7 separate regions of the Homo sapiens genome follow, and all the other regions are linked to region 4. A link is a contact called in ENCODE Hi-C or POLR2A ChIA-PET data. All regions are on one chromosome and are shown on one strand. Each heading gives the region's core, a stretch centred on a gene start or an enhancer-like site at or near the end of the contact. The rest is flanking DNA. Distances are from core to core; before and after follow the strand shown. Region 1 holds the start of UNG (uracil DNA glycosylase). Region 2 holds the start of ATP2A2 (ATPase sarcoplasmic/endoplasmic reticulum Ca2+ transporting 2). Region 3 holds the start of SSH1 (slingshot protein phosphatase 1). Region 4 holds the start of FAM222A (family with sequence similarity 222 member A). Region 5 overlaps ACACB (acetyl-CoA carboxylase beta). Region 6 holds the start of ANAPC7 (anaphase promoting complex subunit 7). Region 7 holds the start of USP30 (ubiquitin specific peptidase 30).

Region 1 (3,504 bases), core at 755-3,254, 620 kb after region 4:
AACTGCTTTGTGTGTCAGTTTGAACTTCACCACCACCATAACATCTGACACCGCGGGAGGTTAGTTTCAGGATTTAAAAAAAATACAAGAAATAAGAGCACAGGATGTACATAGTTTTCCTTTTTGCCACATAAATACCACGTGGTAAACATTAAAAAGAGTAAATACAGGCTGAAATACAGTCAGCCAAACCTCGGGATTTCAGTGTTTTATTTACTACTGAATGATGGACTGTGGCTTAACTCCAGTGTCCCTAATTTAAAAATACTATTTGACTCCTTCTCCCCAATAAAAATTATCAACAAGTTGTACTTACATCTTTTATGTCACACATCTGGGTCCAGGTGAAGACTTGGTGTGGGGGTGGATAAACAGTGTAATGCTTTCTTTCTTCTGCAACAAATCCCATTAGCTGATTTAAAGATAAACTAGACTTAAAATCAGATTCTCATTGGAAACCATAAGAATTCAATAAGAAAGCTTCTAGTGCAAGTTATTTGGAACATCATTAGTTCTTTGTCATGTTATGTCCAAATTCTTTTAAAAAACAACAAACAAAAACAGTGCCTGCCCCCCCACCTAAGTGGTTCAATCAGGTCAATTCCTTGCCTCTTTCTCTGGGCTGGGTCCTGACAGTGCCACTCCTCTCGGCTTTTTAAAGCTCAAGCCAGGTTTCATTCAGGATGGTTGGTGATTTTACTACGCCAGCCTTTCCTGGACAATAGACTATGTGACTTAAATGAATCCATGATATCATCTCGCGGGTCGTTAACAACTTTAACCAATATAAAGCTGCAGAGTGAAACATCATGGCTTTCTTTTACCCCCTTTGTGAGTAAAGGAGGTTGAAGGGGGTACAACCTAAGCCTACGGAAACATGAACTTGGCCGGCTACACTAACAAGACAAAAGGGCCGGCAGCCTCCACATTTACCCTTATGGAAGGTGCATTTCCATATTTACCTTGATAAAATACGGTTTCCCGAACTCCCCGCTGAGGTGCTTCTTCCAGCTCTCTCCAAAGCCCACGGGCACGTTGCGGGCCGCGAGTCTGAGCAGGGCCGCGGCCTTGTTCCTCTGGATCCGGTCCAACTGCTCGGCACTCAGCGGCGAGGAGGGCGGCGTCCCAGGCTCCTCCTGCCCAGCCGGGGCCTTCTTGGCTGGGATGGCCTGCAAGTGGTCCCCGCAGAGGCGGCTCAAGAGCTGCAGCGGCCCCTTCCCAGGCGTCCGCAGCTTCCGGCCCAACCCCCACGGCCCAAGGCAGAAGACGCCCATTTGTGGAACAGGTCCCAGCAAAAGCGGACAGTAAGAGCCCAGGGCTGGGCCCGGTCCGGGAATTGGGAATTAGGTTCTAAACTGGAGCGGGGAGACGGGCTGGGAGGCGCCCTATGGCTTCCCGAGGAGCGTCGCGGTGACTGGGAACCCTGCACAGAGGTGCCCCGCCCCCGCCAGACCCGCCCCACCGCGTCCCCACGTGGTCTTTTCGCGGCAAAAAACCTCCCTCTGGGTCCCGCCCCCTCTCCCCTCTGATTGGACAGCGCACCGAGCCAGGAGGGCCTGCGGCGCGCGGATTGGCGCCATGGGCCCCGAGACGCGTTCCCATTGGCTGGCCCTTTAGCATGGCGGCCCATGGGGGACAGCGGCGGCTATTTTGAACACGTGGAGGCTATTTGGAAAGCGGAGCCCGGGTTTACCGAGTCAGAGGCGCGATCCTGCACGCCCTCCGTCAGGCGGGGCCCACCGCCTTCCTCCCCCTTCACCCCCTAGCCCCGGCCCAAGCCGCGCCTCACCGCCGCATCTCCGCTTTCCTCAGGCACCCCAGCCACGCCGGTCCCCTGGACGGCCGGCTCGGGGCTGGGGGCGTGTCGCTTCCTGGCGGGGCTGGGGGAGAAAAAGGAGTAGAGCGTCTTCTGGCCGATCATCCTGGAGCTGAGGAGGCAGCGAACGCGCGCCACCCGGGAACCGGCGAGGCTAGCCCTGGCTGTGGCTGTGGCGGTCAGCAATTGGCGCCAAGCGGCCCGCGCATGCTCCGAGCGGGGGGCTTTGCTGGGGGCGGGGGGCGGTGGAAGGCCCAGTGCGCATGTGCGGGAGGGGCTGGAGTGCAACGCCCCTGGGAGGAGGTGGGGCGTGCAACGGTGCCCGGGGGCCTATTCTTTCATTCGCTTTGTGCCTTCAGCCCACCTCTGCTCTTTGGACAGGCTCTTAAGGCTCAGCTGCAAGAAGAGAAGACTGGTCAGGCGCGGTGGCCCACGCCTGTAATCCTAGCGCTTTGGGAGGCCCAGGCTGGAGGATCGCTTGAGGCCAGAGGGTCTGAGCTGTAGTGAGCTTTGATCGCGCCAATGCACTCCAGGCCTGGGCGACAGAGCGAGACCCTGTCTCTCGGTGGGGTCGGGGGGAGGGGGCTGGGAAGAAAAGTTCCTGCCCCTTAGGGGTGTTGTGGGAGTGCAATGAACAATATAATAATATTGTCCGGGCTTGATGGCTCACGTCTGTAATCCCCGCACTGTAATCCGAGGCATCTCAAAAACAAACAAACAAACAAATACTATTATATTTTGTGTGTGTATTTTGTTTTTGAGACAGAGTCTTGCTCTGTCGCCCAGGCTGGAATGCAGTGGTGTGATCTCAGCCCACTGCAACCTCCGCCTCCCGGATTCAAGCGATTCTCGTGCCTCAGCTAGGATTATAGGCGCGCGCCACCACGCCTGGCTAATTTTTCTATTTTTAGTAGAAATGGGGTTTCACCATGTTTGCCCAAGTGTGTTTTGTATTTTTTTAGTAGAGATGGGGGATCTCACCATGTTGGCCAGTCTGGTCTCGAACTCCTGACCTCAGGCGATCTGCCCACCTTGGCCTCCCAAAGTGCTGGGATTACAGGCATGAGCCACCACACCCAGCCAATATTATTTGTTGAACTGTTATATACATTTTCTCACGCAATTTTCATGGCCTATTTTATGACGATAAACTAAGGCTTAGTGCAGTCAAACATTTTGCCTAATGTATCAGGCTTGTGGGAGACTTTCGGGTCATAGAGGTTAAACACCAACGATTTGTCTTCCAAATGACACCACTGTACCGAACCTCCTCCCACCACTACTAATACACTTAGGATTCTCTTTCCCTCCCTCACATCCAAACCATCCATATCTGCTTTTGGTTCTTTCTCCAAAGCAAACCTCAAATTCAACTGCTGCTCTTGCATCTCCTAGCTACAGAAGACCAGCTGGGAAGCTGGTGTTCTCTTTTCTAGAGAGAGATTTTTACATCATGACAATACCTGGGGCCTGGCCCAGCTCGGTGGCTCACGCCTGTAATCCCAACACTTTGGGAGGCCAAGGAGGGGCGTATCGCTTGAGCACAGGAGTTCGAGACCAGCCTGGCAAACATGGTGAAACCCCGTCTCTACTAAAAATACAAAAATTAGCCAGGCGTGGTGGCATGCATTTGCAATCCCAGCTACTCAGGAGGCTGAGGCAGGAGAATCACTTGAACCCGGGAGGCG
Region 2 (3,550 bases), core at 834-3,333, 570 kb before region 4:
GATAAATATACCACCCTAAAGGTCAGTGACCAAATTTGGTCAACAAGGGTGCCATCACAGCCGTCATCATTCTTGTCACCGTCAGGAACAACTGTCACCTTGCCATTACCAGGAAGGGAAAGCAACTGGAATATTCCTTTTGTAAGTTCTATTTACAGACTACAAAGAGTCCAACATCATCTTAGTATGATCTTACAACACGATAACAATGGAAGAACCCAAAACATTAAAGGCTTCCCAGAAAAGAACTTTTTGATATTAAAAGCTGATAAACCACAAGAATTTCTAAGACCATGCCACACTCTGGGACAACTCCTAACCACACTGTAAATGTCAGGCATCTATTTTCTGAATACCAATGGCTTCAAGTGTTTTGTTTTGTAATTTTAAAATGCCCAGATTGTTTTTAAACATAGAGACACAGCTTGCAACTCCAAATATGTTTTCACCCAATGGACATCATTTGTTTTCTGATTTATCTATGGAATACTTTCAGCTTTTGGGGGGAAAGAAAATAAATTTTTTTATACTTACAAAAGATATACATGCTGCCAGTAATAAAATCCTAACTAGCAAGTCTTCAAACTGCTCAATCACAAGTTCCAGCAAGGTTTTTCCTGTAAGAAACAAACACATGTGTTTTAACTGTCATCTTACCATCAGCACACCAACAGAGGAAAAAAAACAGAAACAGCATGTTAAGATTACCTTCTTCAGCCGGTAACTCTGTAGAATGTAGAAATTCGTCAAGCAATGTGTCAAGAGGGAGGTTAAAAAAAAAAAGAGAGAGACATTTTAGCACTTCGTTTTTCTAAAAAGAACTGCTACAATTCTAAGCATCAATATCTTTAAAACACAGACCTAGCTATAAGAATATCCGATTTTTTTAGCAGAGGGCATACCACGAAGATATCTCAAGGAAGCATGCACTCTTTGTAATCAATGGCCTGAGGTCTAGCCCTAAGCGTGAAATCACTTCGGGCTCCTGAACCTAGGAGTGGTTTCAGCGATGTCATCACTTCTGCCAGATGTGTAACTTTGGGTAGGACAAGAACGGTCAGAGGCCTTCCAACGACCTCGACTCCTCATAAATCGGCAGGGGACGAGAAAACGTCTTGCCGGGCTCAACCTAGCTGCAGAAGCCACGTCCCTCCCTCCACCGGGGCCGGCTGCTGCTGGAGAGAAGCCTCCGAGCCTTGCGCGCCGAAAAGGTCGAGGGCCCGAGAAGCGAAGAGGTCCAGGGAAGGCGAGGCGAGGACCGCAGCCCCTTTCTCTCCCGCGGGGCCGGCGCGCTGGCCCGACCCTCCGCCCGCAGCTGTCGGCGGGCGCGGAGCCGAAGCCCACGAGGTGGAGCCCGGTCAGCCATCTTCCCTGGCTCTCCCGGCCGCGCCGGGCCCCTGCAGCGGAGCGCCCTGCACCTACCGTTGGAGCCCCATCTCTCCTTAAGCTTCTTGACCTGTTCCAGGCTCAGCCCCGTACTCTCGTTGACGCCGAAGTGGCCCAGCACCTCCTCCACCGTCTTGGTGTGCGCGTTCTCCATGGCTTCGGGGGCCCGGCCGGCCTCGCCTCCCGTCCCCGCGGCCTCCTCGCCTCCGCCTCGCACTCCGGCCGCGGGCTCGTGCCACCCCGGGAGCCCAGGCGCGGACGGGCTCTCCCCTCCTCCTCTTGCGGCCGCTTCCGCCTCGCCGGGCGCTGAATCACCCCGCGCCCCCTCCCCCAGACAACCGCCCCTCGCGCGGCCCCGAGCTCCGCAGGGCGGGTTGGGGGCTCCTGACCCACCCTCCCTCCCCTCGCCAGAAGGGAGGGCCTCCCTCGCCCTCAGCCGCCCGCCGGGAGGGCAGGCCGCGGCCCCCGAGCCCCCTCCCCGCTCTCTTGAGGCGATCAGAGGCCCCGCCCGGGCCGGAGGAGGGGGCGCCCGGCAGACCACTGAGGGCGGAACGCGGCGAGGGAGGCGAGCCGGCGGGGCGGTGCGCGGCGCGCTCGCCCGGGTCCCTCAGCGCCGCACGCCCGACAGCGGCGGAGGAAACTGCGGCGAAGGAAAAGGAGGTGGCGTCGGGGACGGCTCCGCGGCGGCTGCTCTAATAGCATTTATCGGCCGCTGCCTCCCCTTTCGCCGCCGCCGCGGCATGTGGACGCCGCTCATTGGCCGAGAGCGCCCAGCGCGGCGCGGGCGGCGCGGCCCCGCCCCCTCCTCCCGGCTCCCTCCTCCCGCGCGCCTGGCGCCCACGCTGCCGCGCAGGCCCCGCCCCCTCCCGCGCGCCGCCCCTAGGAACCCGGATCGAGGCCGCGCGCGCCGCGGTCGCGGGGCTGGCGGAGGGGAAGCTGGGTACCCTCTTCTGTGCCTGCGGTTCTCTGACCCACCCACCTGCAGACGCAGGGTGGGGCGCTCACAGTGGGCACGCTGCTCTGGGGCCGGTGGGCGGATGGTTGGAAGGCGAGGCCGAGGAGCTGGGAGCGCGGTCCACGCGGGGCGTCTCGAGGCGCCCTCGGGCTGATGTCCTTGGCTCGCCTCCTCGCCCTCGGTCGCCCGGGCTGCGCTCTGCATCCTAATCTGGCTCCTTCAGAGCCCCCCTCAGAAACCAAGGGGAGGAATTCCGCAGTTCACTTCCCACACAACCCAAATCCTTCATCTGTCGCCTCGGGAACACCGCATCCTACACCCCCTGCCGCCAGCTCCTTCGCACGCCAGCCCCGATTCTTCCCCAGCGGGTTCTGGGCCCTGACGAGGGAACCCCCCTCGCGGGGGGGAGGGAGAAGAGTTGATTTTATTATTAATAGCTGACGCAGCGCTTGATAGGTGTCTGCAGGGCAGTCACAGTTCACGCCGCTGGAGCTGCCACACAGCAGCTAGACTTGGGCTAGGAGGTGCTTCGCTGTGGCTTTCAGATGAAGGCCATTTCATAGACTCACTTCCCTCGACAGGAGAAAAGGGGACTTGAATCCAAAGCTGCTCTTAAACCACAGATGATTTGCTCTGCTCGGGAGGACAAAGCGCAGGTCACAGCAAGATAAAGGGAATTTTGCCAATATAAAGAAGCTACATTACTTAACAAGGGGATGGGAAATTGCATGGAATTCATGAACAAAACATGAACATATTCTCTTCACAAAGAAGAGCAGCTTTCTTCACGGAGTAGGTTGCAGAATGAAGCAATTAGTCCACTTTTGTGTTTAACAATAACGCACCATCCGCATGAGCAAAAGCAGAGCAGAAAAATCACCTCAGTTGTCTCAAGTGGCTGGGCTTCAGGACTTAAGATAAATTCCTTCAGCAGATGCAAATTACAGTGCATCACCAGCTGAAAAAATCAGGCACGTCATGTCATTTAATTATTTCCAAGGAGTGGACGTTGGCATGTAGTTTTGATTGATACTTGGAAAAGAACCAACAAAACCCTACACGAAACAAACAAACAAAAAATTATACTATATGGCAACGCACTGAGAGAAGCCAGGTGGAAACTGGTTAGGTCACAGGATCAGAGCCGCTTCAAGAGGGGCACGTGAGTGCACGGTGGGAGTGTGGTCATGGAGGGCTGGCTGTTGTTGC
Region 3 (3,841 bases), core at 65-2,564, 860 kb after region 4:
GGCAGGCTGGGACCACTGCGTTTGCGAGTGCTTGTGCAACATGCAGAGGTTGGGGGTGGGAGCCGGGAGATGAGATTTTGGCTAAAAGAAAAGTTTCCTACTACTAAGTCAAGCCAGAATTGCCTTCTTGGTATCTTATTCCATGTTCCCCTCTCCATCCCCATAACTGGTCACCTCTCCCCGGGACAACAGCAGCAGCCTCCTCCCTGGTCTCCCTCAGCCCTCTGCCCCGTGGTCCCTCATCCACGCAGCAGCCGGAGCGATCTTTCCAGAGAGGATGGAGACTCCAGCCATTCCTCCCCTCTTCCCTTCCCTGAGTGCTGGCCTCCGGTTGACAAACTTCTTCCTGCTTCAGGGCACGCTGATCCCCCCTGCTTGGAGAGCTGTCTCTCTGTTCTTTCACCTGTTAATCCTGCTTATGCTCAAGCCCAAGCCTCAGAATAAAGCTCTTCTGGGAAGCCTTCCCTGACCTCCAAGGAGTTGGCTGGGTTTCAGAACACCCAGAAAGAATTCATTGAAAAAGATTAGCAAAATACTTTTTTAAAAACGTGCCTAATAACTTGATTAACCTCTGCAAAATCAGGCGAATCTATTTTGCTTACTGTTTTTGTTTTTTGTTTTTTGTTTTTTTGAGACCGAGTCTCGCTCTGTCGCCCAGGCTGGAGTGCAGTGGCGCGATCTCAGCTCATTGCAACCTCCGCCTCCCAGATTCAAGCGATTCTCTTGCCTCAGCCTCCCGAGTAGCTGGGACTACAGGCGCGCACCACTGCGCCCAGCTAATTTTTGTCTTTTTAGTAGAGACGGGGTTTCACCATGTTGGCCAGGATGGTCTCGATCTCTTGACCTCGTAATCCGCCCGCCTCAGCCTCCCAAAGTGCTGGGATTACAGGCGTGAGCCACCGCGCCCGGCCCCAGGACGTCTTTTATTTCCTGGTCGCTGTACAGTCCTGTCTGCACGGTCGCCGGGCCTCAGTTTCCCCAGGCAGAGCAGCGGGCAGGGCCCCTGGGGCGTACGGGCTCCGGGCGGCGCGCGCGCCCCCGAGTCCCAGGCCTGATAGCGGGGCGCGCGGGCGGGGGCGCGTGTGTCGGGCGCGCGAGGGACGTGATCGACCAGCCGAGGCCTCGGGCAGCCCTCAGGGCCCCCGCGCACGCGCGCCTCCTCGTCCCGCCCTGCCCGCTTCCCCGCCCACTCCGCGCACTGAGGCCTGCGCGCGCCGGCGCGGGAGGCGGGAGCTGGGGGCGGGGGCGGTGGCGACGCCGAGGGGGAGGGGCGGGCCCGGCCCGGCTCGGCCCGGCCGCCCGCGCGCGGCTCCAGGAGGCCCCGGGCCCGGCCCGGGCGGCGGTGGCGGTGGCGGCTCTAGCTCGAGACGTCTGTGGCGCCCTCGCACCGCGCCGCAGCCATGGCCCTGGTGACCCTGCAGCGCTCGCCCACGCCCAGCGCCGCCTCCTCCTCGGCCAGCAACAGCGAGGTGAGCCCCGGGCTCGCCGCGCCCGGCCTGGGCCGCCGGACGCCGCGCCGAGGCCGCCGGAGCTGGGGCCGCGCGTGCGGGGCAGGGGGGCGGCTGCGCGGGCTCCTCGGGGCCCCGCCGTAGGAACAGAGCCGGGCAGCCGGACCGGGGTGACCGTGCGAGGACTGTGTGCGATGTGACCCTGTCTTGGGGAGCTGTGCGGGGACTTTGTGTGCGGTGTGACCCCTATCGGGGGGCGACTTTGCAGGGACTGTGTATGCAGTGCGACCCCTCTGGGAGTGTCTGCAGGATACTGTGTGTGCGCTGTGACCCACATCAGGGGGTTACCCCCATCTTGGGGTGACCCCTGTTAGGCGGAGACTGTGTGCGTTGTGACCCCTAAGGGTGACTGTGCAGAGACTGTGTGTGCAGATGTGACCTCGTGATTGTGTGGGGACTGTGATTTCAGGTGTGACCCCCATCTTGGGTTGACCTCTGTCTGGGGAGGACTGTGCGTCTGTCGGGACTCCCATTTGTGAGTGACTCTGCAGTGTGACCAGGGTCCAGGGGTGACTGGATGTGCAACTGGGACCCTTGATTGGGTGACTGCGTGAGCCGCTGGTTCTGAGACCTGTGGCCGGGGTAGTTCTAGGCCCTTTGCCTGTATGCCTGGCTGTGCGATGTGAGATGTGACTGTTGCTGACCTGCCGTCCGGGGACTGTGCCAGCGTGAGACAGGCATCTGGGAGTGCCCCTACAAACGTGTGAGATTGTTTCCCCGCCTGCCGCCTCTGGAGTTCTGTCTGTAGGCGTGCCCGTGTCACTGTGTGACGGTGACCGAGCGTGCTGTGGGCTCTGTGTGGCTGTGTTTCACGTCTGTGCGTGCAGCCTTAGTCTGGCTTTTCCTTTCTGTAACATCACTCAGGCCTGTGTGTTTATGTGCATCTATCTTTCTGTGTGGCTGTGACCCATTCTGGGTGATTGCATAGGTGCATTCCTGGGTTGCGTGTCCTGGCACTGTGCGCGTTTTTGTGGGTCTGTGTGTGGCCCAGGTCCGTTTGCCTGGCCACTTTTTCCTCTGGGGTTGATTGAGGGCACTGTTGCCCTCTTAGCCTGCAGGGTTGGCCTGGCTTGTCCTAGGCTGGGGCCTTGGGCCTCTGAGCAGGTCAGCCCTCTGTAGCTGCAGGGATGACCCTCTGGTCGCGCAATCTTGCCCACCATCTCTTGAAGAACCCGTCAAGGCCTCTGGTCTAAACTCTTACCTATAACAAGGCTGAGTGTCCGCCTGCAGACCCTTAGCTGTGTTTAGAGAAGACTGGAGGAGCGGCCCTGCGGTCCCAGGCCCAGGAAGTTCCGCAGCCAGCATCTGGGCTCTTCAGCCCCTTTCTTTGTGGGAGGGAGTGGGGGAAGTTGACTGATAACACGGGGGAGGTTTGTGTGTCTGAGAGAGACAAGAGAATAATGTTTGCATTTGGCTTGACAGCCCTGTCTCCTGGTAGGGTAGTTCTTCAGCCTTGTTTTGCTGGGATTGGCAGGGACATTTTCAGAGTGGCTGGGAAGTTGAACCTTCACAGCCCCCTCCTTGGAGAGGAGAGGCCATTCATGAGTTATCTATACACAGAAGGTTCTAGTAATCCCCCTCTACACGCTGATTAGAGGCAAAAGAACACTGGCGATCAATAGCCTGCTACTGAGAAGTTAGGTTGCAGGAGCGCCTTTCCTTCCCACAGCGAGGAGGGGCTGTTTTCTGTTCCGGTCACTGCTGTCTGGCAATTTATGCACTTAATCTCAGGTTCTCATCACAAAAGTTTATGTGAGGTAAGGGGAGAGGTTGGCTTCAGGCTGAACCTGTCAGCCCAGATTTCTGATTCAAAACCCCATGTTCCTAGAGTTACTTGCAACCTAATCTGTTCTTGTCTTACGCATTTTAAGGTCTTATTATTTTTTAGTTACATACCATAAATTTGCCATTTTAAAGTGTACAATTCAGTGGTTTTTAGTATATACATGAGATTGTGCAACCACCACCATCTAATTCCAGAACATTTTCATCCTCCCCAAAATAGGAACCCTGTACCCGTTAGCCCTCACCTGCAGCCTCCCCCTGCCCCATTCTCCCTAACCTTAGGCAACCACTAATCTACTTTCTGTATCTATGGATTTGCTTATTCTGGACATTTTATATAAATGGAATCACACCCTGTGTGGCCTTTTGTGTCTGGCTTCTTTGACTCAGCATCACGTTTTCAAAGTTCATGCATATTGTAGCATGTGGCAGTACTTCATTCCTTTTCATGGCTGTATAATACTCCATTGTATGGATGTACCACATTTTGTTGGACATTTGTGTTGTGTCTACTAGATACATTTTCAATTATTATATAAAGCATTATT
Region 4 (3,912 bases), core at 51-2,550:
ACCAACCCGCCCAGGGTCCCGCGGAATCCGAATGGGCCCCCCAACCTCCACTCCCATCGGCTGGCCCATCTGAACAAGTTGTGTTTGGAGGGAGGAAAGGGGCGGACAAGGGTTATCTCTGCTTCAGGACCCCCAACAGCCTAGGACCCCTTCTGTCCAATCCTGGCTGCCCGGACGCCAGGGGGTGCCCCCAGCTCCAGCGCAGAACCCCGCCCCGCACAACTCACCGGATCAGCCAGGCCGTCGAAGGGCACCAGGTCTCAGCTACCACGACGCTCCGCTCGACGGGTCGCAGCCATGCAGGAGTGGCAGAGGCTGCCTGACGAAGCCCTCCTTGGGGGTCGATGCCTCTCTCCGGGTGGGAAGGGGCGCTGTCGGTGAGGGCTATCCTGGCGCCGGCCTGCGCCGTCCGAAGTCGGGGGGGAGGGGAGGTCTCCGTTCAGCAGGGGTCACGCCCGCCCCGGACGGGGGCCGCGCGGGCGCTCAGGCGACGCATCTTCGCCGGGGCCCGTGATCGCCACGTCCGGCGGGCGGCGCTGCGCCTCCCCTCGGGGCCCCGCTCAAGGCTGCAGCTCGGCCCGCGCCGCTCCCAGGGCGCCCTCTCCGCCCGCGCTGGGAGCCCGGCGGCCGCGGCCCCTTTCGCCAGCCCCAGCTGCAGCCTGTCTTTGTTGCTTCCTCTCGCTCGCCCGCCCGCCCGCGGCTTGCAGCCCCCGGGTTCGCCCCGAGGTGGAGGGATTGTCTCCTTCGGGGGTTGCACGCACCCGCAGCGGCCCCGGCTCCTCGCCGGACATACACCGGCCCCTGCAGGTTGCAAAGAACAGCGGCGAGAATGCACCGGCCCCTCCTCCTCCTGCTCTGAGCCCCGGGTGTGGGGGGAGGGGAAGCCGGCGAACAGCGGCGGCGGCAGCGGCGGCGGCGGCGGCAGCGGGCGACGCAAGCTCGGATGCAGCCTCGGGGGCCTCGGCGCTGAGAAACAGCCGATCCCAGTGGCGCAGGACGGACACGAGGACGGCCCGGGGGACTGTGCACCGGGTGTGCGAGCTCGCAAGCCGCAGCAGGGGCCGCGCGCGCTGGGCTCTCACGCGCCCATGGCCCCGGGCGGCGCGCGGGGGCTCCCGGGGCCGCAGCCTCGCGCCGTCTGGCGCGCGCCGGCGCCTCGCCTGGTCTCAGGCCCGGGTGCCGCGCGCCGCGCCCCACAGGCGCCGGGCCCGGCTGTCCGCCTCCCCCGGCCGGCGCGCGCAGCCTCTCCGCGGAGCAGCCGGCCAGGCAGTCCTGCCCGCTGCTCCGCTCTGGCCCGACTGACAGGCGCGAGCGCCGGCAGCAGCCCCCGCGTCTCGTCCCCCGCCCGCCCCCCGCGGCCCAGCCCAATCAGCGGCGGCTGAGAGGCGGTTACCAGGGTGACGCGGCACCGCGTCCTGCGAGGGGCGGAGCCGGGGGCCGCCACGCGCGCTTTTCGCGGCAAAATTCAAAGGCCGGCAGGGCGGCTCTCCAACCTCCTCCCCCAAGCAGGGACGAGGCGGAACTTGCCTCGCGAGGACTGCAACTCCCGGCATGCTGCGCGCCGGCGCCGGGTGGAGGGGCCCCGACTGGGGGCGCAGGGCGTGCTGGTTTTTGTAGTCCCACTAGGGGTGGCAAAACCAGTGTCATTTACTGATCACATATTTGGGACAAGGCACTGTATAAGTGCATTATCGGCATTATTTCATTTAATCTTGGCAAAAACCAACCTCATGAGGAATTTGTTAAAAATAACAACTATAGCTAACACTTATGTAGCAAAGTATTTTATCTAATCCTCACAACACCGTGTGAGTGGGTATTACTATCACCCCCATTTTACAGATGAGAAAACTGATACGGTAGGTACTATTATTATACTTCCAACTTACAGAGGAAACTGAGGTAAGGAGATGTGAAGTGACATGGTCCTGGATGTTTTTGTCCTAAGGCTTATTTTTGGCAGCGATGTGTTTTTGGCATCACAGTTGTGATCTGTGGAGCGCTAACTATATAACCCAGCACAGCGCTGAGCAATTTGCAAGCTACACCTTCTAGACGTACCCCACGCCCACAGGAGACAGGCACTAGCCTACTCCCCCACTTAATAGATAGGGAAACTGAGGCATAGTTTCACATCAACCTGGGGTTCAAATATGAATCTATCAAACTATACTGTGCTTTCCCTTTTACTTTTAAAGAAGCTTCCTGGGTTCTCACAGCCCATGGGCGGCCCGTCTAGCAGTCTCATTTACAGATGGGGAAATTGAGTCCTGGGTGGGGCAGTTCCCTCAGTTGCTGTGTGTCCATCACACAGCACTGTAGGAAGCCAGCTTTCCGGGATAATAACAAAGATCCCCACAGAAATGCAGAGCAGCAGTCAGACCCCCCACCCCTCAGGCTATGCCCGTGTGATACCTGGAGTCCCACCGAAACTGGGTGGGATTGCAGCCCTGCCCTTGCTGGTTGTTGGTCTTGGCCATTTACCTTCACGGGTCTGCGCCTCAGTTTCTTGTCTGTGAAATGGGGGGCATCATAATTCCTACCTTACAGCGTAGATTTGAGGGCAAAATGAATTCTTGCATGTAAAGGACTCAAAACACACATTAAGTGCTCAATAAATGCCCTCTGTACTCACCCGGGCTGGAGGGCTTTGGAGACCCTGGGGAGCGTATCCAGCGGACGGGCTGATTATAGACGGGCCCTAGCCTACTTCCAGGAGCCAACCCACCCCGCCGGGAGAGGCGCCCGCGGCGGACCTCCAGGGCCGGCCCAAGTGGGTCACCCGCCGCCTTATCTAGGACAGGAGCTGGCCCTGTTTCAGGCCTCTAAGCGGCTGCTCGGCGCGCTGTTCCCAGCAGCTCCGCTCTATTTCTCCGCGGCCGCCCCCATCTCCTCCCCTTCCCTCCCCAGGCTGAAGGTGGGGGTGGGGATTTACCTGGAAATGTGTTATGCCTCCAGCTGCTTCCCGCTCGGGCCAGCAGCCAGGGCTGCGGGGACGTCAGGGAGGGCGGCCGGGGCGACTGGATGGGTGGACCCAGCGTGTGGACAGGTGGGGAGACCAGACTTCAGCTGAGGACAGGGCGAGGGACAGTAACAAGCAAACCCTGGGAAATGAGAGAGATCGCGAAGAGGAGAAGAAGGCAGCAGTTCGCACCACAGCCTGTCAAAAGTTTGGGATTTTTTTCATTGTAGGTCACCATGACTTCACACCTACTGTGTGTCAGGCATGGGCTCACTGCTATTTATCTCACATAACTCCTTTTACCCTCGCAGAAACCCTATAAGGTATATACGATCACTATGCACATCCTACAGCAGAGGAAGGCCACATGACTTACCCAAGGTCACACAAATGACAGAACCAAAGTCCAGAGCCCTGACGTTGATTTATTGCACCTTGTGGCAGCCACTGTCTGACCGTGTGCAACCTTGAGGGGAGTTTCTTCTCTTCTCTGGACCTCAGTTTCCCCTGCCATGAAATGGAGGGTAGGACCCAAACCCCAGCCCTACCAATCAGACTCTCCTTGGTGGGACAGCAGTTTCCAAAGCTCCTATGTGGTTCCTGATACAGCCAGGGCTGACAACCCCAGGTCGAGAAGATCTCAAAAGACCCCTCCATCTCTGAAGTTCTATGAGTCCACGATGTGCTCATGGTGGAATTTCCGACAGCAGCAGGCTCCAAGGCAGCTGTCCAGCAGGAGAGGTCAGAGCCTTCCAGATGCCTGTCGCTCCCCTCCAGGCAGGTGAATGCCCCGTAAGATGCTCTGCCCCACTCCCCACACTCCCAGTGCCCCCCTACCCCATATGCCCATCTCCCTGAGATCAGACCCTCGTGCCTTTGCTCTTGGTCGACTCCAATAACTGCATTATGTGATTGGAGACAGTGTCAAGATGGATTTGCCACGGTCCATA
Region 5 (4,089 bases), core at 1,369-3,868, 550 kb after region 4:
GGACAACATGGTGAAACCCCATCTCTACTAAAAATACAAAAAATTAGCCGGGCTTGGTGGCGTGCACCTGTAATCCCCCCTACATGGGAGGCTGAGGCAGGAGAATCGCTTGAACCTGAGAGGCGGAGGTTGCAGTGAGCTGAGATTGTGCCATTACACTCCAGCCTGGGCAACAAGAGCAAAACTCCATCTCAAAAAAGAAAAAGAAAAAGAAACTGAACCCAAATGTCAGGGAAGCCTTGGTTCCAACCTTGTGACTATGAGTGAGAACAGAATTTCTGAGACTGTGGTGGACCTGGTTGACCCTGAGCTCAATGTAGGGTGAGGTAGGAGTGCGTTGGGGATCCCCTGAGTCAGTATCTTTGTGTCTTTCTCTCTCGCTGGCCAGATTCCCCAGGGAGAAGTTTTCCAGTCTTCTGCCTGGACAGTAAAGGTCAGCCTGGAGCCCCGGGGGGAACGGGGAAGTTCTAAGAATTCAGCACCTATTCAGACCCTTATCTTCCTATTTGGGATACAGGCCCCATGCCCTCAACTGTGCCTGTCGATCCCCTCTCCCAAGACCCTCTATATGTACCTTTGAACTGCTGCCTTCTGTTGGGGTCGAAGTGGACAGCCCCTGCCGCAGGAGACAGGGGAGGGGACCTGGGAGTCTTCCACCCTGTCCTTCTCATTTTGGTACCCTCCTTACCCCTCAGCTCCAGGGGCATCCCTTGCTGCCAGACACTATGCCTTTTGGGGGTTCTGTGGTACAGATGGCCAGGGGTCCCCAACTTTCCTCACTGCTCCATTAGGACTCAGCCTTAAGCCAGTGACCACTCATTCATCTGCTTTCTAGCTTCTAAAAGGTTAATGCTACGCTGGGCACGGTGGCTCACGCCTGTAATCCCAGCACTTTGGGAGGCGAAGATGGGCAGATAACTTGAGGGCAAGAGTTTGAGACCAGCCTGGCCAACATGATGAAACCCCATCCCAACTAAAAAAACACAAAAAGTAGCTGGGCATGGTGGCGCACGCCTGTAGTCTCAGCTACTGGGGAGGCTGAGGCACAAAAATCACTTGAACCCGGGAGGCAGAGGTTGCAGTGAGCTGAGATCACACCACTGCACTCCAGCCTGGGCAACAGAGTGAAACTCTACCTAAAAAAAAAAAAAAAGAGAACTTCATTTATTTACAAAAAAAGGTAGATGCAACCCAAGGGACATCATTTGTAGACAGACCCCTGATCTGGGGGAAAAAAATGCTAAAGTATTAAGAGCCGTTATCTCTTTGCTATATTTTAAAAAATGTTCTGCAATGATGTGTTATTTTCAATAAGAAAAAAGCTATTAATTTTGTAAGAGGAACACCCATGTATACATGTAGGTATACACACACACACACACCACACACACACATACACACAAAAGAATACTACTGAGCCATAAAAAATTATATATATATATACACCAAATTTTCTGTATCTAGTCATCTGTTGGTGGACACTTAGGTTGATTCCATATCTTTGCTACTGTGAATAGTGCTGTGATAACTATACAAGTACAGGTGTCTTTTGATATAATTATTTCTTTATTTTATTTTATTTTATTTTTCTGAGACTGCGTCTCACTCTGTCGCCCAGGCTGGAGAGCAGTGGCATAATCTCGGCTCTCTGCAACCTCCACCTCCCAGGTTCAAGCAATTTTCCTCCCTCAGCCTCCCGAGCAACTAGGGTTACAGGTGCCCGCCACCATGTCCGGCTAAATTTTGTATTTTTAGTAGAGACGGGGTTTTACACGTTGGCCAGAGTGGTCTTGAACTCCTGACCTCAAGTGATCTGCCTGCCTCAGCCTCCCAAAGTGCTGGGATTACAGGCGTGAGACCCCACAACTGGACTCCTTGCTAATTTTATTTATTGTTTTCAACCAATCATGTTAAGATCCTCCCAATGAAAAGCGAATCTGACTGAGTGATTTCTTTTCCTTTGTGTACATACCCAGTAGTGGGATTGCTGGAGAGACTGGCAGATCTATTTTAGTTCCTTGAGAACTCTCCAAACTGTTTTCCACAGAGGTTGTACTAATCGACATTCCCACACACAGCCGCACCCCTCATTCTGTCCACGACCTTCCCTGACTGGCTGGCTTGATGGTTCAGCTTCAGAAAGTCTGAGACATCCCATTTCTACACACACAAACATTAAAACTCTAGCAATTTGACCTAAAGCACAACAAAGAAAAACTTCATTTGTGGCCTAGGGGGCAAAAAAACCATTCTTGGCCACCATGTTGATTTCGAAACTGGTGACAGAGCCCCTCCATCAGGCAGGCCACAAGCCCATTACCGCAGGCTAGGCAAGCGAACACACAAAGCTGCCGGACTGGCCTTGTTTCAGGCCCAATCTCCAGGCAAGTGGCTATTTTAATTCTTTTTGATAAAGCTGGAAGCCAACCAACATTGGCTCTAGAGAGCTGACCTTCGGCCAGCATTTGCTTCCACTGAAGGAGGATCATCCTAAGTGCCATTGTCCAGTGAGAAGCCCTGTCCTTATACAGCACGGCAAGGGTGAGAGCTGAAATGTTTCAAGGTGACTTTGGAAATGACTTCAGGTACAATCAACAGCAGAGGTGTCAGCCAAACACCAAATGCAGTCAGCTGCCGGAGCACAAGACCAGGCAGAATAGTATCAGGAATGGAGGAAATAAACATTCTCGGCTGCCCACTATGGACTGGGCACAGGGGGCCTCTCAGTGAATCTCCACAGCCCTGTATGGAGGAGTCTGTCATCTCCAGGTTCACGATGAGGAAACCGAGGTTCAGAGAGGACCATTTACCTCCAGTTTCACAGCTGGCAAGTGGCAGAGCCCCGTTTCAAATCCAACTCTAGCTGACCTCAGAATCTAACTTCTAGGCAGAAAGACAATCTGAGATAAATGGAAGCCCCTCTATTAACTGGACTTTTAAAACATGCATTACACATATGGCCTCTTATATTCCTCTCAAATAAGAGACAAACATGTATAATGCTGAGGTTTTTTGTTTGGTTGGTTGGTTTTTTTTTTTTTTTTGAGACAGAGTCTAGCTCTGTCACCCAGGCTGGAGTGAAGTGGCACCATCTCGGCTCACTGCAACCTCTGCCTCCCAGATTCAAGCGATTCTCCTGTCTCAGCCTCCCGAGTAGCTGGGACTATAGGTGCCTGCCACCATGCCTGGCTAATTTTTGTATTTTTAGTAGAAATGGGGTTTCACTATGTTGGCCAGGCTGGTCTCGAACTCCTGACCTCAGGTGATCTGCCCACCTTGGCCTCCCAAAGTGCTGGGATTACAGGGGTGAGCCACCGCGCCCAGCCCTGAGTGCTTAACTGGGGGAAATTTTGCTCCCCGGGGAGCAATACCTGGAGACATCTTTGATTGTCACAACTTGGGGGATGCGCTACTGGCATCTAGTGGGTGGAGACCAGGGATGCTGCTCAACACCCTGCAATGCACAGGACAGCCCCACAAAGAACTGGACAGCCCCAAGTGTCAACAGAGCCGCAGTTTAGAAACTCTGGTAGACTGCGGCCATCCTCCTAGGCTTTGAAGCCAGAATCTACCGCTTATAACCTGTGTAATCCTGGGAAAGTTACTTCAATACTCCCTGCCTCAGTTTCCTCACATGATGGAATTAACAGTTTATCCCTGGACCTAGCCAAAGTAAACAGCTTGCAACACTTTAGCTACCATGTACGTCTGCAGGATAGCATTACAGGAGCCCAGGCTGGGCCATTAGGCTAGGGCCCCGGCATTAATCAGACCTTCAATTTCTTCCCTCTCTTTTCTTCTATAAAATAGAGATGGTAACGGCTACCCGCACTGCTAAGAGCTGATTCTGAGCCAGGCAATTCTGTAATTACAACTACTTCCAAACAAGAAAGCAAGAAAGAACACTGTGTAGCCCAGTAAAGGTTGATATCGTTCAAACAGCACAAAACCACGCTCTCCAGAAATGGACCCTTGGAAATTTCTCAAGCCACCTGCCCCATCAGTACCCCCTGGGATGACTACCTTGGCTAGGCCAGGGGTGAGTGGGCAAACTAGGACCCATGGGTCAAATCCACTCGGCCACCTGTT
Region 6 (3,586 bases), core at 625-3,124, 690 kb before region 4:
TTGAAGCAGCCCTGAAAAACATCGCCCATTATCTCTCCATACCACCCCCAAAAATTTTCGCTGCCGCAACACTTTACGACTATTTCGTTTTATTCTTCTTGTTAACGTAAGAAGACAGGAATGTCAGGCCTCTGAACCCAAGCCTGCATGTGTACATCCAGATGGCCTGAAGTAACTGAAGAATCACAAAAGAAGTGAAAAGGGCCGGTTCCTGCCTTAACTGACCCCTGACCTAGCAACTGATGTTATCTACAGATTATAGAAAGACATTGTGAAACTTCCCGGTCTGTTTCACTCTGACCACCGGTGCATGTCATGTACCCCCTGCTTACTCAATCGATCACGACTCTCTCACGCGGACCCCCTTAGAATTGTGAGCCCTTAAAAGGGACAGGAATTGCTCACTCGGGGAGCTCGGCTCTTGAGACAGGAGCCTTGCTGATGCTCCCAGCCGAATATACTCCTTCCTTCTTTAACTTGGTGTCTGAGGAGTTTTGCCTATGGCTCGTGCTGCTACCATCCTGCCTGCACCCAGGTGAAACAAACAGCCTTGTTGCTCACACAAAGCCTGTTTGGTGGTCTCTTCACACGGACGCACATGACAGTGGTGGCAGGCGCCTGTAATCCCAGCTACTCGGGAAGCTGAGGCAGGGAGAATTCCTTGAACCCGGGTGACAGAGGTTGCAGTGAGCTGAGATTTTGCACTCCAGCCTGGGCGACAAGAGCAAAACTCCGTCTCGAAAAAAAGAAAAAAGAAAAGTTCACAGTGATGATGCCCACCAAAATCAAATAGAAGGTCTCACACATCCAGGAAACTAGAGTAGGGGATGAGATGGGAAAAGGATCTACAGGAGCTTCAACTGTGACAAAATGTTAAGAGCTGAAAAAGTTGCTGATGAAGATACACTGTGATTTTTTCAGAGCATTTTTTTTGCATCTACTACTGTAAAAATCAAATGAAAACAAAATCTAGACCAAAACGACTGTCTCCTTTAAGAAAGGAGCGATAGGCTAGATCTGAGAGGATGACTGTGGAGAATATTCGGACTCTGACTCAACGACCTAAACTGCCTCATTGGCTCAGTTACCTCCCTGGTCCCTGTATACATTTGAGTTTGCGATCCAACATAATTAACCAGTCGATCTGATTCCAAGTCAACCATTTAACAACCTGAGCACAAAATTTAAGCAGGCAGTTTCTTCCCTTGTGGGAAGGGAATGACAACTTCAACTTTATGGATTGTTGTGAGCGTCCCAATAACTTGTGTAAAACTTTCCTAAAACGTTAAGTGTGCCAGACACATACTGGTTTATATGGGTATCAGCTAATTCCTGGATCCAGCCTTTATTTCCACGGATCTAGGGAATAATTTTACATGGGGAAATATACCCCTCGAACCAAGGAGTTCCCCCAGGGCCGAAGCCTGACTTGGCAGGAACACAAAACACCTGAGGAGGGGCGCGGCGGCCCTAGCCTGGTGCGCATGCGCCACTGTAAAGGCCGTTAGGTCTGTCCCTGGCGCCCGATTAGAATATTTAATTCCAGTTGGAGCGTTTTTCCTCACCTTACTGTATTTTATTTCGGTAAATACCCACACATTTTAATTTCTGAGAGGCACAAATTCCTCTCAGACTCATTCAAATTGACCGAGTAGTCTTATAAGGTGCCTTTTGTCTCATTGTAAATCCTCAGTAAAGTTTGCAGTTTAGGATGATAACGTGATTTTTGCGTAAAAATAACAACTCATTTCACCTGAAAAGGACCACGACAGGAGCAGGGACTCGAGTTTCTTTTTATTCGGGCACTTCAGTAGTTACCTCTTGCTTGGGGGTGGTGCCGCGTGTGGACCCGATGGACCCCGGCGACGCCGCCATTTTGGAGTCTTCCCTAAGGATCCTCTACCGGCTTTTCGAGTCAGTGCTGCCGCCGCTGCCCGCGGCTTTGCAGAGCAGGATGAATGTGATAGACCACGTGCGGGACATGGCGGCCGCGGGGCTGCACTCCAACGTGCGGCTCCTCAGCAGCTTGTTACTTACAATGAGTAATAACAACCCGTGAGTTGAGGCGGGTAGCTGCCTGGGGCTGAGGAGAAAGCGGCGGCGGTCTGGGAGCGGGGGCTCAGGGCACGTGGGAACAGGCGGGAAGGAGCGGCCGCCGGCGCCAGCGGAGGCTCCGGGGTCTGCGAGGGCGTCCTGGAGCGGAGCAGACTTCGGAGCGCAAGTTGGGTTCACTGGGTGCCGGCGTCAAGTCCCGCGGGGATGTGGCGAGCGGCGGCTTGGAGACATAGAAGGCAGAGGCTCTGAGGACGACCCAGGCGAGGGTTTCCTGAGGCACCTGTCGCGGGGCAGCGCGACTGTCACATCGCTAGGCTGAATCCTTCCCTCTCGGCTCCTTCCAGAAGAACGTTTTTTTCTCTCGCTGCAGCTCAGGGACCCAGCCTCCTGGTTTTTATGCGCTAGCCCCCGCATCTGAGATTGGTCCCCCCGTTAAGTGTATCAGGAGGGTCCACTTTCTGGCCTTGGGAAACCCCTGAAAACGGGGCCGGGCGCGGTGGCTCACGCCTCTAATACGAGCCCTTTGGGAGGCCGAGGCGGGAGGATCGCTTGAGCCCAGGAGTTCAAGACCAACCTGGGCAACATAGGGAGACCCTGCCTCTACGAAAAGTAAAAATTAAACAATTAGCCGGGCGTGATGGTGCGTGCCTGCGGTCCCAGCTACTCGGGAGGCTGAGGCAGGAGGATCGCTTGAACCCAGGAGGTCGAGGCTGCAGTGAGCCGTGATCGCATCATTGTCCTTTACCGTGGGCGACAGAACGACTGCCTGTCTCAAAAAAAGGAAACGGGAGACTCCATTAATGGGTGGGCGTGGCGCCTTTCATGTTTCCTTGAAGCACTGAGCTGATTCCATCCTTGAGTGCATGTCCCTCTCCTGCTTAATATCCTTTATTGGCCGGGCGTAGTGGCTCATGCCTGTAATCCCAGCACTTTGGGAGGCCGAGGCGGGCGGATCACGAGGTCAGGAGATCGAGATCATCCTGGCTAACACAGTGTAACCCCGTCTCTGCTTAAAAAATACCAAAAAAATTTAGCCAGGCGTGGTGGCGGGCGCCTGTAGTCCCAGCTACTCGGGAGGCTGAGGCAGAAGAATAACGTGAACCCGGGAGGCGGAGCTTGCAGTGAGCCGAAGTAGCACCACTGCACTCCAGCCTGGACGACAGAGCGAGACTCCGTCTCAAAAAAAAAAAAAAATCCTTTATTGCACTTATGAAAATTCTTTCCCATGGCCTCTGAAGGCAAATATCTGCCCTCCACTCTCTGCGACTTCATCTCATTACTCTGTTCACTGCTCTCTAGCCTCCCTGGCTATTCTGTTATTTGTTTTTATTTGTTTATTTATTTTTATTTTTTTGAGACAGCCTCGCTCTGTCGCCCATGCTGGAGTTGAGTGGCGCAGTCTTGGCTCACTGCAGCCTCCGCTTCCTGGGTTCAAGCGATCCTCCTGCCTCAGCCAACCAAGTAGCTGGGATTACAGGCGAGCGCCACACGCCCAGCTAATTTTTGTTATTTTAGTAGAAACAGAGTTTCA
Region 7 (3,852 bases), core at 794-3,293, 660 kb after region 4:
TAGCTGCTACAAATTAAGCATTACAATCTCAGGATCATTCATGAAAGCTATTCTTTCTTTTTTTCTTATTTTTATTTTTATTTTTTTTTGAGACAGTGTCTTGCTCTAGTTGCTCTAGTGCCCAGGCTGGAGTGCAGTGGTGCCATCTCAGCTCAACACAATCTTCACCTTCCGGGCTCAGGTGATCCTCCTGCCTCAGCCTCCCAAGTAGCTGGGACCACAGCTGCACACCACATGCCCAGGTAATTTTTAAATTTTTTTGTAGAGACAGGGTCTCACTACATTGCCCAGGCTGGTCTCGAACTCCTGAGCTCAAGAAATCCACCTGCCTCAGCCTTCCAAAGAGCTGGGATTACAGGTGTGAGCCACCATGCCCAGCTGGTGAAAGGTATTCTTGAAGTTTCTTAATACATCACTGTGCTTTTACACGATACGTGAGTTCACAAAAGTGCCTGGAAAGATTATAAAGGACTGTCATGGAAGTGCTAAGGTGCTTTACCAGTGCTTTAAAATCCCCTAATCAAACACTAATATTTAAGGGTACATACTCTCTGCCAGGCCCTGTGACAATCTTACCTCATTTTTAAAACAACCCCACAGATGCAGGTTCTACTATCACTTTCATTTTTATAGCAGAAGAAACTAAGAGCCCAACTTGGTCACAGTGAGTGAAGGAACATGGCTCTGAATCATGCCTGTCTGTCTCCCCAGGTCTGTGCTTAAAACCACGAAGTTCAAGATGGAAACTGAAGGGAAGAGTGTCAAGGGGATGGGAGAGAGGACTTGTCCATGACTTTGGCAGCATAAGGAAAAAATACCCAGGGACAAGTGGCGACTTTGGAAACTCCATTCCTCTGCAAAATGACATCACGAGGAGAGTGGTGGGGCCTGCGGATGAAAAGATCTGGCTTCTCCTCCCAACTCTGCTATGAGGTCAGCTATGGGGCCACACTTCCTATCTACGGAATGGGGGCACTGGACAGGATAAGTATCGAGGACTTTCAGCCCTGGGATAATAAGCTCTTTAAACCTGCTCCAGTTCCAGAGGAAGCCGACCTGAGCAACAGGTCTCAGTCATTTGGGGTCAGCAGTGGGGGAGGGGGTACTCAGTTCTGAAGCCTGGAGCCCTTGGGAGGGTGAATAAGAGGGAAATGGGGGCCCTGACAGGATTGGGGACCCAGGCAATCGAGGAGTCCTAACAAGAACGGAGGGCTTTAACAGGACCAAGCAACCTTAACAGGTTAAAGGGGCCCTGACCAATTTAGAGACCCTTGCAAAACAAGGGCCTTTACTCACACTAACAACATCAGGGACCCAGACAGAAGTGGCGATCCATATTAGACTAGAGGGCGGGCTAACAGGAATAGGGGGCGGTACTAACAAAACGCGGGGCTCGCAGGCCCGGGGCACTTATAGGACTAGAAGAACCGTGCCAAGGTTGGGGAACCCTGGCAGTCCAGAAACTGATATGATTGGGGGACCCAGAAGGACTGGGGGTATACTAGAAGGATTGAGGGGTCTTGGCAGGCCTAGGAGGCACTGAAAGGACTGAGGGCACTGACAGAATTAGGGGCCTTGACAAGACTGGAGTGCCCCGGGTGTCCTGGGAACAATGACAGGAGGGGGAGGGACTGACAGACCTGGGGAGTGCAGACAGAATTGGTGTTGCCGAAGGACTGGAGCCCGTCAGTCCTCCCACCTACGGGCCCAGGCCTCCAACCCTAAAGGACGCAGAACCTTCCAGAATGCCCGCGCGGGCCCTGGAGACCCCAACTAGGGCATGAAAAAGCCGTCACGGGCCCAAGCTGGGGACCCTGGTCCCGGCCTCTTCGGCAGCCCCGCCCCCCAAAATCTCACCTGACGGCCGCCCCGGTCCGCAGGAAGCGCTGGATGGCCCTGTCGGCCGCGGTCATCGCCGCCTCGGCCCGGGAGCTCAGCATTGCAGCCGCACCGGAGGCCTGAAACCGTCTCCTCCGCTACCGCCGCCGCCGCCGCCGGACCGAGGGATACGACGGTTCCCGAGACAGCGGAACCTGCGGCCGCAGTCCCAGCACCTCGGGGGAACGTAGACCGCAGGACAGCTCCCAGGGGGACCGGAAGTAGCTGCCCCCGGAGAGCAATAGCTGACGGACCACGTCCTTTCTTTCTTTTCCCTTAGCAACAGGCCCCGGCGTCGGTTGCTACGCTGGGCTCAGTTGCCTGGGGCTGCTTGGTTTTCAGATTTGCTTAGGCTCCATTCATAAATACAGATGGCACACTTCTAGGATGGACCCTGGGTCATGATTTGAATTTTTCGATGTGGGGAAGGGAGGCCAACAGCCGAAAGTCGGGTCAGGCCTCTGCTATAATTAGTTATTATTGTGGCCAGAGTGGAAATAGGTCGCAGAGGAAGGAACTTTAATGAGCATGAGGCCCATCTCTGACGATATCAGTAGAGAAATCAACGTCTTTAATAGCCAACAAACTTATTGTTTACTTGGGTGCCAGGTATAGAGCTAAGTATGTTACATTCATTATTTACATTTAATATTCACACCAACTCTAACATTACCCACATTTTACATCCCAGGGAACCCAGGAAATTTGAAGAAATAGTAAGTTTTTTGACGCAGCTTGTAAGTGGTGAAACAGAGATTGGCAGTTCGGTCTGTCTGTCTCCAGAATGGCACTCTCCAACAGAAATATACAGGAGCCACATAGGTAATTTTACATTTTCCAGTAGCCACATTAAAGTGAAAAGCAGGAGGTAGGCCAGACGCCGTGGCTCACGCCTGTAATCCCAGCACTTTGGGAGAACGAGGCTGGTGGATCACCTGAGGTCAAGAGTTCGAGACCAGCTTGGCCAACATGGTGAAACCCCATCTCTACTAAAAATACAAAAATTAGCCGGGCGTGGTGGCAGGCTCCTGTAATTCCAGCTACTCAGGAGGCTGAGGCAGGAGAATTGCTTGAACCGTGGTGGTGGAGGTTGCACTGAGCCAAGATCATGCCACTGCATTCCAGCCTGGGTGACAGAACCAGACTCCATCTCAAAAAAAAAAAAAAAGAGGTCAGGTGCGATGGCTCATACTTGTAATCCCAGCACTTTGGGAGGCCGGGGGGTGGGGGTGGGGGGCACGGATTGCTTGAGGTCAGGAGTTCGAGACCAGCATGGCCAATATGGTGAAACCCCGTCTCTACTAAAAAATACAAAAATCAGCCAGGTGTGGTGGCGCGTGCCTGTAATCCCAGCTACTCGGGAGGCTGAGGCGGGAGAATCGCTAGAACCTGGGAGGCGGAGGCTGCAGTGAGCTGAGATCACACCACTGCACTCCAGCCTGGGCAACAGAGAGAGATTCAGCATCAAAAAAAAAAAAAAAAAAAAAAAAAGCAAGAGGTAAAATTAATTTTAACCATATTTTTTCCTTGACCCAATATGTTCAAAATATTGGGGCAGGTGCAGTGGCTTATGCCTATAATCCCAGCACTTTGGGAGGCCAGGTGAGAGGATGGCTTCAGGCCCAGAGTCCAAGGCCACCTGGGCAACATAGCAAGAACCCATGGCTACCGAAAAACAAAGAAAAGAAAAACAAAATATGTCATTTCTATGTGAAAATTATTGATGAGATAATTTACATTCTTTTTTTTTTGAGATGGAGTCTTGCTCTGCCGCCCAGGCTGCAGTGCAATGGCACGATCTCGCCTCTCAGGTTCAAGCGATTATCCTGCCTCAGCCTCCTGAGTAGCTGGGATTACAGGTGCACACCACCACGCCCGGCTAATTTTTTTGTATTTTTAGTAGAGACGGGGTTTCACCATGTTGGTCAGGCTGCTTGAACTCCTGACCTCGTGATCCATCCGCCTCGGGCTCCC

What was found. Hi-C counts contacts between places; a loop is a spot of excess contacts on that map. ChIA-PET counts read pairs that join two places held with the same protein, here RNA polymerase II (POLR2A). Pooled maps may share reads with other maps.
Region 1: a map of B cell shows a loop between it and region 4 (10-fold over the local background). The contact joins the promoter of UNG here to the promoter of FAM222A in region 4. A Hi-C loop is called at or near these places in 4 of 168 maps with a recorded cell type or tissue (B cell, CD4-positive, alpha-beta T cell, CD8-positive, alpha-beta T cell and 1 more), 3 of 37 single-sample maps with no recorded cell type and 14 of 50 pooled maps. POLR2A ChIA-PET finds 5 or more read pairs at or near these places in 1 of 52 experiments (K562).
Region 2: a loop to region 4 is called in a map of CD4-positive, alpha-beta T cell, with 4 times the contacts of the local background. The contact joins the promoter of ATP2A2 here to the promoter of FAM222A in region 4. A Hi-C loop is called at or near these places in 2 of 168 maps with a recorded cell type or tissue (CD4-positive, alpha-beta T cell and CD4-positive, alpha-beta memory T cell), 2 of 37 single-sample maps with no recorded cell type and 9 of 50 pooled maps. POLR2A ChIA-PET finds 5 or more read pairs at or near these places in 1 of 52 experiments (naive thymus-derived CD4-positive, alpha-beta T cell).
Region 3: a loop to region 4 is called in a map of CD8-positive, alpha-beta T cell, with 7 times the contacts of the local background. The contact joins the promoter of SSH1 here to the promoter of FAM222A in region 4. A Hi-C loop is called at or near these places in 4 of 168 maps with a recorded cell type or tissue (CD4-positive, alpha-beta T cell, CD8-positive, alpha-beta T cell and naive thymus-derived CD4-positive, alpha-beta T cell) and 8 of 50 pooled maps.
Region 5: a map of CD4-positive, alpha-beta T cell shows a loop between it and region 4 (8-fold over the local background). The contact joins the enhancer-like site here to the promoter of FAM222A in region 4. A Hi-C loop is called at or near these places in 1 of 168 maps with a recorded cell type or tissue (CD4-positive, alpha-beta T cell) and 11 of 50 pooled maps. POLR2A ChIA-PET finds 5 or more read pairs at or near these places in 2 of 52 experiments (K562 and activated naive CD4-positive, alpha-beta T cell).
Region 6: a loop to region 4 is called in a map of B cell, with 10 times the contacts of the local background. The contact joins the promoter of ANAPC7 here to the promoter of FAM222A in region 4. A Hi-C loop is called at or near these places in 5 of 168 maps with a recorded cell type or tissue (B cell, CD4-positive, alpha-beta T cell, CD4-positive, alpha-beta memory T cell and 1 more) and 11 of 50 pooled maps.
Region 7: a map of CD4-positive, alpha-beta T cell shows a loop between it and region 4 (11-fold over the local background). The contact joins the promoter of USP30 here to the promoter of FAM222A in region 4. A Hi-C loop is called at or near these places in 1 of 168 maps with a recorded cell type or tissue (CD4-positive, alpha-beta T cell), 6 of 37 single-sample maps with no recorded cell type and 13 of 50 pooled maps.

What each region holds. Positions count from the first base shown.
Region 1 is chr12:109,096,097-109,099,600 of GRCh38, reverse strand. UNG (uracil DNA glycosylase) reads right to left here and starts at 2,004. Exons shown (of 7, transcript NM_080911.3): 1 at 1,790-2,004; 2 at 963-1,169; 3 at 317-412. The coding sequence starts at 1,921. RefSeq lists a silencer at 1,436-1,825.
Region 2 is chr12:110,279,780-110,283,329 of GRCh38, reverse strand. ATP2A2 (ATPase sarcoplasmic/endoplasmic reticulum Ca2+ transporting 2) reads right to left here and starts at 2,083. Exons shown (of 20, transcript NM_170665.4): 1 at 1,423-2,083; 2 at 709-726; 3 at 535-617. The coding sequence starts at 1,540. RefSeq lists enhancers at 634-1,388, 2,506-2,575 and silencers at 1,216-1,725, 1,816-2,415.
Region 3 is chr12:108,855,056-108,858,896 of GRCh38, reverse strand. It overlaps SSH1 (slingshot protein phosphatase 1), which reads left to right and starts at 1,314. Exons shown (of 15, transcript NM_018984.4): 1 at 1,314-1,469. The coding sequence starts at 1,401. RefSeq lists a silencer at 845-1,584 and enhancers at 2,015-2,064, 2,117-2,618, 3,733-3,841.
Region 4 is chr12:109,711,213-109,715,124 of GRCh38, reverse strand. FAM222A (family with sequence similarity 222 member A) reads right to left here and starts at 1,300. Exons shown (of 3, transcript NM_032829.3): 1 at 228-1,300. RefSeq lists silencers at 1,160-1,209, 1,240-1,569 and an enhancer at 2,275-2,838.
Region 5 is chr12:109,159,045-109,163,133 of GRCh38, reverse strand. The region is part of intron 2 of ACACB (acetyl-CoA carboxylase beta); the gene reads right to left. Among named protein-coding and RNA genes, the nearest start is that of ACACB, 45 kb to the right of the region's middle. Within about 2 kb of position 2,618, at least 6 of the 41 ENCODE cell types and tissues checked have a DNase peak (open chromatin) inside an H3K27ac peak, as active enhancers do.
Region 6 is chr12:110,401,996-110,405,581 of GRCh38, reverse strand. It overlaps ANAPC7 (anaphase promoting complex subunit 7), which reads left to right and starts at 1,874. Exons shown (of 11, transcript NM_016238.3): 1 at 1,874-2,055. The coding sequence starts at 1,955.
Region 7 is chr12:109,050,767-109,054,618 of GRCh38, reverse strand. It overlaps USP30 (ubiquitin specific peptidase 30), which reads right to left and starts at 2,043. Exons shown (of 13, transcript NM_032663.5): 1 at 1,858-2,043. The coding sequence starts at 1,940. USP30-AS1 (USP30 antisense RNA 1) reads left to right here and starts at 654. Exons shown (of 2, transcript NR_038996.1): 1 at 654-933; 2 at 1,881-2,578. RefSeq lists enhancers at 647-1,016, 1,350-1,849.